Regions from separate parts of the Homo sapiens genome. Here region 1 is linked to region 2. The links are chromatin loops, found by intact Hi-C in ENCODE. Cell type or tissue: mammary epithelial cell. All regions are shown on one strand. Links, peaks and the distances in the headings refer to the core of each region. The heading gives the core; the rest is flanking DNA.

Evidence for each region. Hi-C counts contacts between places; a loop is a spot of excess contacts. Peaks named below come from ENCODE experiments on the same cell type or tissue, not always from the same donor. Only the 100,000 strongest peaks of a DNase experiment are listed, where the experiment ranks them.
Region 1: it touches region 2 in a loop (17-fold over the local background); 5 of 110 quality-filtered maps call a loop at or near these places.

Annotation. Positions count from the first base shown.
Region 1 is chr13:78,753,303-78,761,649 of GRCh38, reverse strand. LOC105370272 (a long non-coding RNA gene) reads left to right here. Exons shown (of 3, transcript XR_942107.2): 2 at 1-108; 3 at 618-875. It also overlaps the pseudogene RPL21P111. Among named protein-coding and RNA genes, the nearest start is that of LINC00331, 83 kb to the left of the region's middle. In mammary epithelial cell, for the core only: a CTCF peak has its summit at 4,303; no DNase peak of the experiment used is centred there.
Region 2 is chr13:78,237,925-78,246,271 of GRCh38, reverse strand. All of the region lies in intron 2 of OBI1-AS1 (OBI1 antisense RNA 1), which reads right to left. Among named protein-coding and RNA genes, the nearest start is that of OBI1-AS1, 190 kb to the right of the region's middle. In mammary epithelial cell, for the core only: a CTCF peak has its summit at 4,765 (motif pointing left); no DNase peak of the experiment used is centred there.

The DNA.
Region 1 (8,347 bases), core at 40-8,039, 520 kb before region 2:
GCCATGAATTCATAGAGAAGAGGTTCCAGCAGCTCAGGCTCCTCCCCATGGGTTCTCACAAAGTGCACTTCTCTGGATGGAGCAGGCTGGGGCTTCAGTTGAACACAGGTACTTTTCTCTTTGGCTTCTTCCTTTTTCTGATAATTTTCCTTCACGTGCTTCAGGAAACTATCTCAGCTCTTAGAGTGCTTTGTGTGCTCAATACGCACATTAATTCTATTGGCAAGAATCTTGCCCTTAACCTGTTTGTTTACAACAATGCCAACAGCATGCTGGGTAACATTGTAGACTCTCCCAGTTTTCCATGGCAACACCTATGGGCATTCCTTTTTGAACAGTACCCATTCCCTTGATGTCTACAGTATCACTTTTCTTATAGATTCATATGTACATGGCCAAAGAAACAACTCCATGTTTTCTAAATGGTCTAGAGAACATATATTGGGTGCCTCTCCTCTTTCCCTTTTGTTTATCATTTTGGCGATTTACTGGAAGATGGTGGTTCTGGCCGAAAGGCTATGCTTTTATAAATATATGCTTTCTCTTTTAAGCCAATCTGTTTTGTGTTATTTTATATCTCCTTTTAACAATATTTTAAAATATTTTGATTGCTATAGATAATTATATTATCACAGTATTTGACAATTGGAAGAGACTTTAAGATCACCTGACTCAATGCCTTCACAGAAAGAGAAGCTGTCTTCAAGAGGTTACGTGACTATCAGAGCTCACATCTCTGACAAGCAGAAAAGCCAAGTTGAAAACCCAAGCTCTAAGTCTGGCCAATGATGCTTTGGGATTCTCCAAGATGAATTCAATGTTGATTATAAGATCTTATAAGCTAAATTATGAGTTTTGCTAAGAAGACATTACTTGATTTTATCTTTGTGATTGGAACTCATATAATTACTGTATTTAAGACTTGAGTGGCAGCAGACTAGGTTTTAGTTTCTTAATATTTAATTTAACATTTATTAGTTTAAATTTTATGAGTCTTTCTTTGGAGTTAGCTTTTTTTCCAGTTCCAAATGTTTTTAAATCCCCTCAAAAGCCTACAGCCCTCTTCAGAGTTTCAGTATTCACCCTCATGATGCCTTTTACTTTTATGTCTTGACTTTTTCTTTTCTTCTATGGTATAACGTAAGAATCAAAATCTCTATTTTTCCATATAACTAGTTATCTCTGTGCCTTCCCACTTATCTGTGATGCCTCATTTATTTATTTACTTTTGTTCGATTGTTGTATGTTTCTTGAGACAGGGTCTTTCTCTGTCTCCCAGACTAGAGTGCAATGGCACAATCATGGGTCACTGCAGCCTTGACCTACTGTGCTTAACAGATCCTCCTACCTCAACCTCCCAAGTAAACAGGACTACAGGCATGTGCCACAATGCCCAGGCCCAGCTAATGTTTTTTATTTTTAGTAGAGATGGGGTCTCGTTGTGTTACCCAGGCTGGTCTCAACTTCCTAGGCTCATGTGATCCTTCCGGCTTGGCTTCCCAAAGTGCTAGGATTACAAGTGTAAGCCACGGCACCCAGCCCCTCTTTATTGCATATTATATTGTTTTAGATAATCGGGCTGTTTTCTGGTTATTTATTCTACATTGTTGAATATATTTTTATATCAGTGTCAGTATCAGACAAAATAGGTAGTAATAAATAACTTCAAGATGTCAGTGACCTAACAAAACAAAAGTTTATTTCTCATTCATGTTATACGTTCAGCGTGGGTCAGTAGGGGGCTCTGCTTATCAAAGTCTCCTAAGGACCTTGGCTGACAGTTGACAGAGGACCATGTCCACCTTGCTTCAGAGATTAGTGAAGCCGTGCTGGTGTCTACCCAAGCGCATGTCACTTTTGCTTTGTAACTTTTTTTCTCAGTAAATTTTGCAGATAATTTTAAAATTGTTGATTGTACAAATACCTTGGGAAAGCTTTTTTAGATTTAAAAAATTATCTTGCAGATTTTCAATTGTTAGGTCGATTTTGAGCATATATAGTCCCCCCCCCCACAAATAATCATGTATTTCATTTAGACTAAAATTATTAATATAAAATTGTACGTAATATGCTCATGTAAGCAGTTTTTATAACTTTTATTTCTAATTTTATGTATTTTATCTAATTAATTAGCTTTGCTAAACATTTATCTTGCCGAATTTCATGAAAATTAAGCAGTTCTTAGATTCACTTTTTTTTTTTTTTTTTTTTGAGATGGTGTCTCACCTTGTCGCCCAGGCTGGAGTGCAATGGCACGATCTTGGCACACTGCAGCCTCTGCCTCCCAGGTTCAAGCGGTTCTCCTGCCCTAGCCTCCCAGCAGCTGGGATTACAGGCGCACTCCACCACGTTCAGCTAATTTCTTGTGTATTTAGTAGAGACGGGGTTTCACCATGTTGGCCAGGCTGGTCTCGAACTCCTGACCTCGTGATCTGCCCACCTCGGCGTCCCAAAGTGCTGGGATTACAGGCGTCAGCCACCGCGCCCAGCCAGATTTACTTTGTAATCACACATTTTGCTTTCTAACTCACTAATTTCTGCAGTTAGTTTTGATGCTGGTGGGCTAAGGGAGGTCTCCAAACGTTGGTGGGACCTCTGACCCTGGCCAGTGTCCAGGCTGTTGACACTATCTTGCAAGGAGAAATTCAAGGACAAGTTGGAAAATGGTGAAAGTGTGGAAATTTATTGTAGAATGAAAAGTACACATTCAAGAAAGGGGAGTATGAGTGTACTCAAGAGAGTCACACAAGGGGGTTTGGGGCCGCTACCTTTATGGGTTTCTTTAACCAAGGGGTAGAATATTCATAAAAATTCCTGGAAATAGGTGGAGGTTTCTTGGAACTGTGATGCCGCCCATTTTTGCATCAAATATGTGTGTTCCCAGAACTGTCATGACACTGGTGTGTGTGTGATTTAGTATGTTCGTGAGCATCTAATGAGGCCCTAGGTGAACCTAAGTCAAATCCAGTGCCATGTTGGGTCCAGTCAGTCTTAGCAAATTTGGCCCATGCCCTGGTTTTTCAGGTCTTATCAGCAACTAGCTTCTGCAGCTATTTCAACAGTTCCCTTTTGCCAGTCATGTGAAACGGCCTTCAGGAATTTTCCATTCTCCTGCGACCACCTTGTATTGCTCCTATCTCAGTTTTATCATTTTTATCTTCTTACTTTCTGGGGTTTTCTTTGCTTTCTTCTAAGTATTGAATTTAATGATTAAATGACTTACATTTTCTATCTTTTAATAGTTAATATATTTCTTAGCATATCTTTAAATATGCCATACATTTTGATGTATAATATTCTCATATTTGTATGTTTAAATTAATCTACAACTGCATGGTTGGTTTCTGTTAACCAGGTTTTAGGACGGTATTTTTTAGCTTTTAAGGGCCTGAACATTTCTATCTAGATTTTTAAAAATAGAATTTCTCATTTATTTTGGTGAGAAAATTTGGCCTATATAACCTTACAAATTATAGTTTCCAAATTCTCCAAAATGTTACCAAGGGCACATGTGCACAACCATATATAAATATGGATGTGGTGTGTGTGTGTGTGTGTGTGTGTGTGTGTGTGTCTGGGCTTGATCTTTACCTTATAACAAAATATGGTCTAGAATTTCAGTATGCATCTGTTTACCACCCAACTCAGGATGATTGGAGTCTGTAAGTAACAGTATACACAAAATAAAGGCTGTTTCTGTTTTGGCCAATGCAAAAGATGTGTCCTAAACGTAGGTGATAGCTGTCCAGTTACCTGCCCCTACTCTTTCATCCAAGAGGCTGACTGATGAGTCAACACGTCCTCCATCCTGCGTGCCAGCCAGCCATGCTGTTCAGGTTCAAATGCATGTGTAGGCTACAACTGGGTTCTTCAAACCAGTGCCTCCAAATCACAGATGGCAAACCCCTTCACACCTCAGACTCTGCCATACGGTTTAGTATTAACTTTAATTTTCAGGAGCATTCAAACCTTTTCATTCCCTTTAACATACTTTTAATTTTACAATATATACATTTTGACCTTATTTCCCTTGCTTTTTGAAGCATCAATCAATGGTTATTTTCTTCAGTAGCTCTTCCTGTCTGTATATTTCAATCCCCCATGAGACATTTTGGAACTTTCCAAGAGCCTCTGTTTTCTAAAAGATGTTGAGCTGTTTGCGAGTATTTTCATGAGAAGCTGGGAAAGGTTATATTAGGGACTACTTCTAGCTTGTCATCATCTTACTGCAGAATGTGTGTGGGTTTTTTAAATGAAAATATGAAACAAATACAATATGGTATGCAGATATTGTTCCTGTACTTGCACTTCCAAATTCTCACAGCTAAGAGGAGTAATTACACAAATAAACAAAATATGCTCAGGGGTTAGCACATGATCAGAAAACTGTGTAGCCTTTAAATAATGGTTTGACACTATCCCTTAGTAAATTTAGGACCTGGGATGAAATGAGCCAGTACAATCCTCAATATTAGAGACAGTAACCAAGTGTTCATGAGAATTCAAGCTGTTATTCTGTAGAGTTACTGAAAGATTTCTACCATTAATAATTTTAATTATAGGTTACATAAAAACATACAAAGCTACTGCTAAATTCTTTGCCTGCTTAAATAGCTTTTATTTTGAATGCTAAGCCAATCTTAATGCTGATGTAAATTATTAAATTGCTGTATTAGTTCTACCTATACAAAGTCTTATTCAAGTGACATTATCTGAGACATTTTTAACATGTGTATAAATAACCATTAATTAATGTACACACAACTAAAGAAAAACAGGAATGTTTCACAAAATGTGTGCCTGTAATTTTCAAAATTCAGTGGAGAAATAGGGATTACATATTTTAAAATTAAAGATAAAAGTCTGCTCGCAGATCCCAGGATAGCAGCATTTTATTCTGCCATAGCTCCTAAATGAACCTAAATTCTCACATCTAGAAAGGATGACAGAAAGTTTCTTAAAAAGGTGAACTGGACCATGAAAAATTTATACCTAGGCTACAATTTACAAAATATAAAAGTCTCAAAAGAATATTGATGCAAAATAACATACTATTAGAATCTTTTCTCTTTTTGGTAATACTTTGTGTCTTATGTTTTAATCTCAAGCCCGTAAGCTTCCTTCAGCACCTGCTATGTACAAAGCATGGTACTGGAGGCTGTGGTCACTACAAACATTGGTAAGACTTTGTTTCTGCTCTTAAGGAATCACTTTTTGCACTGGAAGTCATTACAAACATAACTCCAAACAAAGTCATTTAACACGAATAGAATAGAAAAACCTTAAAATTTCTATGAATTGCAAGTAAAGGGGGAAAGAAATTCCACATCAAAGGACCTGAGGAAGAAATGACAATTTGAAGTAGAAATTGAAGAACAGGAGTGCTTTACATGGCACACTACTTTGTGCCAATATTGCCAATTATTAAATGGCTCTACCAGTATCATGATGCAAGGTTACCAAGGATGCTGATTTGGCAAAGCATTGGTCTTGGATTCAGGTCCAGCCAGCCCTCCATACTATTCAATCCATTGGCCCTGCCCTTCCCTGGAAAACATGTGGTTAATGTTGACTGTGATTTATCCAGTGATTCCCAGAAAACCAAAGGCACTGTTGGCCTCCAACAAATAGGATCAGCTTTATAGAAAACTATGCATATAGGGGAAGCTCTGCCCCTACTGAGAGAATGATTCCAACAATACCCAGACCTTCCTTCGCTTCAAAGACAAGCGATCACTCTGCTTACTTTCTATATAGGATAAAATGCCATACAGATAAAATACTTTACAGATCAAATGACATCAAGCATGTGTGAGAGTTTTTCAAACCATAAGATCCCACATAAATATCAGGTGCTGATATTACCATAATAATCATGGTTGAAAAGCAACACAGTTAAGAAGGGAAATAGGGAGGTACTTTCTCACCTCCATTCTGTTCTGAGGTTGAAGGAAGAAGAAATATCTTAATGACCTCACATCTTTTTATTTTCCTATCATCTTCTCAAAGACCCCCACATATACTGAAAGTAGTAGGAGGGCCTTTGACCTTTTACAAAATTTGCAAATTGTGAACTAAGAGAGTGTTTTGCAAACTTTGATAGTTTACATACTAGCTTCATGCTTTTTGCTATAGTCTCATACACCCTAGAACATCATTTACTTAGTAATGGTCTTTGCACTGACTTCCTTTTCTAAAAAAATGCACTTACTTAAAAATAAAATTTCTTATTCCCACCATAAATGGAATTATTAAATGCCTCTACCAGTATCATAATTCAAGGCTACCAAGGACACTGGTGTGGCAAAGCAGCGGTCATGGATTCAGGTCCAGCAAGTCCATACTATTCAATCCATTGGCCCTGCCCTTCCCTGAACAACATACAGTTAATAGTGGCACTATTTAGTGCCATTAGTCCTAAGTATAAGGTAGCCATACCAACATGTATAACAACAACAACAAAAAATGTTATTAAAGTCTTGTGAGATCAAGTTGCTTAGCAAAGGTTGCACAAATGCAGCTACATGAGAGAGCCCCAATGAAATTGGAAGAGTGACCACCTAGCCAACTCACAGAATCTTGAGAAATAACACATTGTTGCTGATTTAAACACTTGGTTTTGGAGTGGTTTGTTACCCATTAAGGCAAGCTGAATAATTCAAAGAGAGCACTCCTCAAACCTTTATATGGGTCGGGTATGGTGGCTCATGCCTGTAATCCTAGCACTTTGGGAAGCCAAGACAGGTGGGTCGCTTGAGCCAGGAGTTCAGGACCAGCCTGGGCAACATGGCAAAACCCCTTCTCTACTAAAAATACAATAATTAGCCAGGGATGGTGACAAGCGCCTGTAGTCCTAGCTACTCGAGAGGCTGAGTTGGGAGGATGGCTTGAGCCCAGGAAGCAGAGGTTGTAGTGAGCCGAGATTATGCCACTGCACTCTAGCAGGGGTGTCAGAGCAAAACTCTGTCTCAAAAAAATCCATAAAAAACAAAACAAAAAAAACAAAATGAAAGCCCTTTATATGCACACAGATCACCTGCGGAGCTTGTTAAAAGGCAGATCATTCCAAAGGTGCTTTCCAGGTCCAAGGTGGCACCAAAACTGTTGGCCTGGGGATCACACTTTGAGTGGCAAAATTTAGAGTACACGATGTTTTTTACTGATTACTTTTTGGTTATTGTATTAGTTTGCTAGGGCTGCTGCAACAAGGTACCACAGGCTGGGTGGCTTTAAACAACGGAATTTTATTTTCTCACAATTCTAGAAACTAGAAGTTTGAGAGCTATGTGTCATTAGGACTGATTTCTTCTGAGATCTCTGCTTGGCTTGCAGATGGCTGTCTTCTCTGTCTTCATATGATCTTCCCTCTGTGTGTTTGGGATCTAATCTCCTCTTCTCCTAAGAACCTCAGCCACATTGAATTAGGGTCCACCCTCAAGGACCTCATTTAACCTTAATTACCTCTTTGAAACCCCTTCCTCCAAATACAGCTCCTCTCTGTGGTACTAGGGGTTAGGACTTCAACATATGAATTACGGGAGAACGAAACTCAATCCATAACAACTATTTTTTAAAGTTTAAAGAGGAAATAATGACATCTGAGCTGGAACTTTAAAATTGACTTGAATTTTGTTGCAGCCAAGAAGGATGAGGTTTATTTTTATTTTAAGGCACTGAGGAGACTGTGTGAGCTCAAGCTGCTCAACTCAAGGAGGGTATTCATTTTACAAATAGAATGGGCGGGAAGCAACAGAACCCAGCTCACAGGATACTGTATTGAGCACTTTGATTTTTTTCTTTTCAAAGAGTGCTTCGGAATCTCCAGAAATGCAAAATGCATCTCCTCCCCCATCCCACACACACTCTGGGAATTAAATTTCCCAACAGGAGAAACAGCTTCTGCTTATTAAAGAAAGAGTGTGATTGGCCTGCACAACCTCAGAGTCTGTCCTTCTTCATCTGTAGCACTAAACTGATCCTCTCTCCCTGGAGTGTTCCCTAGCAGCCTGCATTTTTCCAGTCAAAGACTGCAAGTGCTGGAACATCCCCACAACTGAAATCTATGTAAGCCACAGCACTGTTGTATCCAGGGAAGGGAACAAAAGGCATCTCCTGCCCGTGCTTTTCTCTCAGGCTGATAATAAATAATAATACATGGTATTGATGTAGCACCTTTCTCAAAGGAGCTCAAAGTGCTTTCCAGACATTACCTCACAACATCCTTGTGATTCTAACCTGAGAAGTGGCTCCTAAAAGTGCAGCTCTCCTCAATCACCACAAGAAATCTAGAAACCAGCAGGTAATATATATTCTTCTAAGGATAAAAGCAGGACTACTTAAATACCAC
Region 2 (8,347 bases), core at 14-8,013:
TTTCCTGGTTTGTTCTCTCATCACATCGTGCTTATAATTCTCCAGGAGGGCTTACCACAGCTGGCTTGTGGATGACCCCCATGATACTGGTGGATCATGAATGTCTTGAAGGCCAGTCACCACGCCTTGCTCACTTTAGCATTCCTTAGACACCTGGTATATACTTTAGTCATAATGAGTTCCAATAATTGTTTACTGAATTTAATTCAATAGCAAAGATTAATTTTATTGGTTTCAAAATAGTGTTAGGAACATTAAAAATTCTACATTCAGCATTTTAAAATTATAGTATTAACTTAAATTATACACAGAGAAAAACTCCAAATAAACAATGTTCTAGTTACTGATGATCAAATAGAAAAAAAAGCATGTTTTCATCTCTTTTTAGAAAAATTACACTTAAGTAATAAAATGAATTCTTGCGGTGCAAAAGAAAGCAATATAACTGTAAATTACCAGTATTTTGTATTTCTATTTTTTCAAAAATAAAAAAAGAAAATGAAAAGGAGCTCAGATAAGTATCTGATCTGATCCTGCTTTGGAAGCAGTTTAAGAGTTTTTAGTATAAGACTCTATGTAAATCTGACATTATTATTGTTATTTTATCCCCTTATGAACTTTCTTGTGCATACATTGAAATATTCAAGATGCTAATGGCATGCCACTAAAATGAAAAAGTATCCAGGGACCAACTTCTCATTCCATGCTCCTCTAACAGAAAACTCCTCTATTCTTTCTGAAATATGGGTACCTTGAGTGTGGAGGTATAATACCAGCTAACACTTATGACTTCTCAACAGGATTATAATGGGAGGTAATATGCAACTAGAAGTGAGAGCTAAACACATTTTCAGCCTCTGCTCTAAAGTGTTATTTACAAATATCCCTTGGGAATAGTGAAAATTATATGCATACCCTCCTGAAAATACAAGTTAATAATTAGTGCTGAATTGTGAAAATAGCACCTATCAATAAGCACATAGAGAAACCAAATTGCTTATGAAGTTGAAATGACAATTCTTCTTTTCAAATAAATCTTTTGCTTGCAATCAGACAACTGGGAATTGTTCTTATTGTATACTTTATACTCATGGCTGATAATTCTCTTCTAACACATGGAGTTGTGTGCAGAGGGATGTTTGGAAAATCAAAAGTATACTTTTTTATAAAAATCAGCGTATTATATTGAAGGCAGAATTTTTCTTTGCTTGATATTCATTCAGTTTACTAGTTATCTTTTAATGTAAAGAAACAAACCCTACTTTGATACCTGCTGCCTAATCTTGTGCTCTCTACTCACCTTTGCCTCCATCTTCTTCCTTATAGTACAGAGAAACTGATGGATGACCTCTTAGTCTAATGGGGAAGTCCCAACAGTGGCATGCTGCTCTTTCAGGGGTAGACTTCTCAGGGGCTTCCTTCTCAGAGTGAATGTTTATGCCAACATCTCATTATCATTAACCAAGTATGGTTTGTACCGATGTACCATACCAGGAATCAGGGTAGGCTTCCTGCACATACAAGCCTATGCAGCCGTATATAACCCCACTCTTGGCTTATTGCCCTGCTATTACAGTCTTGAGTCTTAGGAATGTTTGAATAAGCAACCTTTGATTTACATTTTGCCCTGAGCCCCCAAAATTATGTAGCTGGTCCTGCCAATGAACAGTAAATTGACATCCATTTCCTTAATACCACAAATAGAACAGAATCAAACAATATAAAATTGTGTCATATTACTCTTTTAACAGTCTCACCAGATTCTTTCAGTAGGCCTCTTATTTAAGTAGTGTTGATTGTAGCTTTCCTTTGACAAAACTCTACTGAGGAACAGCTAAATCCATGTTAGTGGGCAACTGAGGGCCAATGTTGAGATGACAGATGTGTGACTGTATCATTCCCCCACTAGAGATTGTGTGAGACCCCACTGTCAGCCAAATAACCTTAAAATGTATGGATTATCTCTGTGTTTATTTTCTATTACCAAATTTACAATAATGATAAAAGAAGAATTATACAAATTATATGAATTTGACATCTTAGCTGTCTCTTTGAACACAAGAAAAACAGAGGAGCAAGAGAATGCTTTTCTTCCTATTCGTAATAGATGACTTACATTTCCTTGGGTATTCATGAACAAGTTAAGACCATAAAGAAAATTGGATACCACCATAACATTATAAACCTATAATTTGATCTTCAATGATTTTCATGTTGTTGTGGTAGCACTTTTTATCTTCCACATTTTAGAGAAGATTGTTTATTGTTTATTGATATTTAATGCTATAAAACTATCATTTGTTGTGTCCTTTTAAATACCATAATTTGATTCTGGCAAATTGTTTTTGTTTTCTGGCTATTATCATGTCTGAATAACTGAAAGTACATATAAAACAAACTTCCTGTAAAATTATGGACCATTTCTGTATCATTTCTATTTATCCAATCATAGTTTTAATTCAGAAGCTCTTTCTCTCCCCATCTGTGTCTTCATAATTACCTTCAGATTTATGAAAAATATCAGCTGACATTTTTAATTTTGTCCAGTGGCCTTACTTAATGACAAGTCATTGAATTATGTGCTTCCTGGTACATATTCTTCCTTCTGCCTGATCATCCATCACTGTCCTGCACCATGAACCCTCATGTTATCCACTGACTTCTACAAGATCCTCAGATCTAGGCTCAGATTAGATGCCATCACCCCGGAGAGGCCATACTTGACACCAATAACCAGATTAGGTGGCACTTAACCATCATACCACATTTACTTATTTAATTATCTTTCTTCAAACTTTAAATCATTAAAACATTCATTTGTTTAATTATCGTTCTCCCTATTTTAGACTAAAATATTAAAACTTTGACTTTTTACAACATTCCCCCCAAAACTGTTAAATGCTCACCATACACTGCTATCTAATTAGAATTAAAGAATCTTATTTAAAAATAGCTAGAAGAATTGTAACGTTCTCAACACAAAGAAAAGATACATTTTTGAGGTGATAGATATCTCTATTTTTGATTTCATCAATACATATTGTCTTCATGTATCAAAATATCACCTGTATCCCTCCTAAGTGTACAACTGTTATGTATCAATACCATTAAGAAATAAACTCCATTCCTCATGTAAGTGGTTTTGACTCAATTCTTTATTTGTTTATTAAGCATGAACTGTGTGCTAAAGATGTTGCTACACTGAATTAATGAGGCATGATCTCTCTGCTCTGGGACACTTAAACCTCGTGGTCCTTTCTATTTAATAGGTACTATGCAGATCATGATCTCTCTGCCTGACGAACACATCAAGATAAGTGATTGAAAGATTTTTTAAAACTTTGGTTAGGCTGTATATTTCAATATCACGTATGTTCATCTATGTCATCTTTTATTTTCAAACCACTTAAGAGAACCTACCACACTTTCAACACCTTGAATTTAACTATCCATGAAAATATTCAAATTTTCTAGTCAAAAAATGTTACCATAGGAAATGTCTGTTTTGTGGGAAGAAATAATGAGGAAAATTAGTAGGCCCTTATCTAGGACAAATAAATAAAATCTGAACTTTCCTCATCTAACGTGCAATTGAGATTTTAGTGACCTATAAATAGTAGTAAATCAAACATTAATTTTGTTAATGCTATTCGTGGACAATCAAGAAATTCCATTTATATTAGAGTTATTTCCCAGACATGGAGAAAGCAAACAAAGTCAAATCAGAGCTCTTGTTTGTAGGCACACTCTTTCATAGACCTTCAGTCTCCAAACTGAAAAATTGCTACTTTGCCCTTGTGAACTCCTACTTTAATATTTGTATCGAAGTTCATTCTGTCTCAGTGACTAGTTTTCCTATTTTCTACTTTGGAAATTGAATAAGAAAACTTGTTTTCCATATTCTTCGGGGTTTTCTTCAAGATGGCAAGGCAACCTGTGCTTTACATAAAAAAATAGATGAGGAGGCCTCAAATAAAAATCAAAGTAGCTAGCTAATTTATTATTAATTTTTTATCATCAGTTCTTTTAATAGCTACGATATTAATTATCCATAAAAACCTTATGCCTCAACATGATAAGTACATATATTCATCTCTTAACAATAAACAGAGAGTGTTGTAGTAACAGAATAATGGGGTTTGTAGTAAGGGGACATACTTTTGATTTGGGGTTCACTTTTTAAAGCAGCTTTTTAGAATTGTGATAAATATGAATAATTAACTTAAACCTCTACAGAAATATTATTACCTATGGACTAATGCCACTTAAATTCTCATCTTCCAGGAATGCTTTACTTAATACTCAATCTGTCAATAGTCTTGAAGATTTACTTTTCACCTTGCTTAATCTATCTATTATTAATTGGCATGCACCTATGGTCAATAAATAATGCCATTCATTTTGTTTGAAAGAAACCCTCTGGAATGGTATCTGTGCAAAAGTGATTGAAGGAATGATAGAAATGTATCCACTTCTGGATAGAAACATAGGAGGTACTCAAGTGTACCAGCAACTTGTTACCCAAAATTTAGTCTAATAAATGAGGAATGCCAAATTAAAATGAAATTGAAAAAAGAATACTGGAAAGAGGAATTGGATTATGCAGATTGTGATACTGACAGGACATCATTCTTGAACAATTACAATCTCAAGGTTTTTGTTTGTTTGTTTGTTTTTTGCCCTAACGCATCACCCTAATTTAGTACATCCAACAGGGGAACCCACCCGGAGGGAATTGCTCCAGCCAGCACCCATGCCAGGGGAAGAGCGCCACCTGCTGCAGCTTTGTCAAAGTCTGTTATATACTAAAATTTCTTTTGGGGAATGAGCTGACCAACTGTGTATTGCAAAAGTAGCATTCCTTTCGACTTTAGCCCCATGATCTGTAGAGTTCTGCCAACACAATTAGTATAGCTCCAGAGAATGCATAATAGTCACACATAAATAGACAATAACAAAATTAATAACATCAGATCAGTCAACATATTTAAGCTTTACAATTTTATTTATAAACACATATATGTATGCATTAATGTGTTTGTGTGTGTGTGCGTGTGTATGTGTGTGTGCGTGCGTGTGTGTGTGTGCGCGTGCATGTTTGGGAATTTTAACGTCTTTTCATCCCTGGAGCTCTAACTTTGTCATTATAAATTTCCAACTTATATGAATTTATTTGTCTATGTCATTTGAATAATTTCACCATGTAAGTTTCGTTATTTTTGTCTTCTTCTGATCATAAAGAAATAGCTCTTCCTTGACCTGTCTTCACTTTTAGATGTTTGAAACAAAGGTTTTTACATTTGGAGGATCGGAGTCTAGTGAATCTTAAAATTATATTTTCTCAGCAAATCAATAGGAGACACTGTAAAGTGAACTCACATCACCTTCTCTGCTTCTGCCTTCTCCACTTGGAGCTGTATGCAGAAAATATACTACTTGACAGCCTGAAGGAGATTCTCTCTCTTTTAGGAGAGTTGCAGATGAAGGGAGAGGTTAATTGGATATTAGCAGAAAGCTCAAAATGATGTTTCTACTTCAATTTGGGCCTCCAAAGGGTATAGAGGGAAGGATTCGAGTGTCAATTTCCTTTTTTAAAAGATTGATGTTTGGGTTAGGAAATTTAGCATGTCAGAGGTATCTCCCAGCATAAGGCTTCAAAAAAGAAATTACCCAGAAAAGATAAATGGTGTTTGAGCTTTAGTTAGGGCAATTTTATGGAAGTGTCACCCATGAAAGAAAATGAAAAAGTGCAGAGAAATTTAAAATTTAGCTTTAATTTACACTCTGAGGATTATATTCTTTAAGAATTTTGATATTTCTGATTTAAAATGAAAATCAAGCATTACCAATCAGCATGTGAACAGACTCACATAGAGCCCTTTTGATTAGACCTCCTCAAGTTGGGACTTTAGATAGACTCATATTTTCCCTCTTGATTTTTGTGACTAAACCTGAAAATATGAAATTTAGTGACACCATTCACATTATGCTGCTAACAGTTACACAAAATATCTTTGTTTAGGGACCTAATAAAATTGGTCATATAAAGAGGAAATGAGATTTTTAATGCAAAATGAAGCTGACAGTGCTTTTCTATTACCAGGGTCTTATTAGGGAAAAATTCTCTGACATCTGTTTATCCCCTGCAGCCAACCTTGTATTCAGAATACAGTAATTGATTCACAGCATCCACTGGGGATCTAACTGGCTCACTTTTCCACACCGCACTACACAGGTATCTCTGCAGCTAATTCTGAATGTACATCTACATCGTTATCTCCTGGTGAACTGTGACCCTAAACACTTTGGAGGCCCAGATGAAAGTGCTTCCTCCACCCTCCAGTGCTAGGGGTGTAGCAGATTCTGCAGCATGGCAATTCACACAGGACATCCAATCAGAACCATCCCCTTTGAAGCCCTTCTCAGCTGGGAGACCATGAATGATTCATAGCTTCTCCACACAGACTAAAGAGGAAGAGCAAAGCTAGTGTGTATTATTCAGGACTGCATCCTCAATAAGTCTCCATGTTCAGCAAATTGCTACAATGTTTTTTTCTTAGTCCTTACTTCCCATACAACATCTCTTTTGTGTACAAGTTTTAACAAAGAAAGGTCGTCCGTTTAAGCAAACTTGTTGATTGGGTTATTTCCCCCCTTTTAATGAATGTTAGTGCAGTCACAGATTTAATGCAAAGGAAAGCGCCTGGCAGGGACCACACTTTCCAAGAAGGATCCCAAGGCCCCAACTTTACAATTAACTTAGAAAGTGAATTTGGTGCCAACTTCCCATTTTTTCATGATTAGGGTCAAAATATTAATTGCATTGTGCACCATGTGCAAAAGTTAGCTTCATAACGCCATGCATAAACTAAATCAAATATTTTACCCATTGGAAAATACTTTTTGCCAGCTAGTACTGCTGTGCTGCGTAGGAGGTCTAATGTAGGCCCCTCTCTTTCAGCAACCATACAGAGTGATCATCATGATAACGATTACTAAGCATCTTCCCCGTCCCAGGATTCTGCAGACACAATAACTGGATATTACCCCCCAAAGAAACATCAGTTCTGGAAGCTTCATTATTAAGCAAGCAGGATTTTCCTTGTGTCATCATTCACAGAGGGTTTATCTTGCAAGCTGAAATATAAGCACCAGGAGAAAACCACAGAAATTCTACCTGAAAGGGAGAGTGTTACTCAACATCCTGGAGGTTTTGTTCTTGAAATATCAGTTTGCCTTTTGCTTATGACCAAATCCATGAATCTAGTGTTGAAATTCATAACTATAACTTTGGTATTTCTAAGTATCTTTTAGCAATCTTGAATTTTAAAATTTTTCTAAACTTTAAATATTTGCTGCTTTCACATATGTAAGAATATTCCCAGAAATAATACATGCCAAGCAAATTAAAAATTAAAAAGTAAATTTAGAGTAAATTTGCCACTGAGTATTATTTAGTAGTTGGAAGTACTTTAGCCTAGCCTGATAATTTGAAGAAAATACAAAAAGGACTAAAATTAAACAATATCCCTCAAGTGTATGAAAAATAAAATTATTCAAAGATGAAAAGCTATATTTGTTAAGACATCCAAATTACCTGTTTTTATACCATATGTTTTTTTCAAGAATATTGCCTTAAAAAATAAATGCATAAGTGTTTCATCCACCTTAGATCACCTTGGATTTTTTTTTTCTTTGGGCCCAGGTTCCCCTATGGGCTACCTGATTTGCTCATTGCTGGAGCTGATTGACAGGTATGGAGACAAATATGCAAATGATATGCAAATAGACACATTAGGGCAATTCTTTGTAAATAGAATTGCTGCTTATGTACATAGAGTACTTTTTAACAATGGGCTTCTACTTTTTAAGTGCAGAATAATCAATCTCCACAAATTATAAAATACTCAGGCTTAATTCTACAAAACAATATGCACCATAGATAGCTAGATATGAATCATGGGAACAACTTCAACATGTAGATTTTATTTATTCTTAATTACTTTCACTTGAAATACTTAAAACGTTCTCATTTCTCTTTCTGTATCCATGTATTTCATGTGTTGGGGGTGTGTGTGTGTGTGCGTATGTCTGTGTGTGTGTGTTTGCATGTGTATAATGGTTATGGCACTATCTTAACGTATGGTTATAAAAGTGGGCCTATAAGGATGAATTCACATCTCTGTACATTGGGTATAGAATCACTTAATTTTGATTATTGTATTTTTTGGTGCTAAAATTCCCATTTGGTTCTTTGTATCTTCTATTCATTTCCTAAAGCTTTCTTTTGGTTTCAAGAGTGGTCATGATTGCTTGCAGCAACATCTTTATAATAGCTGCTCTAAAG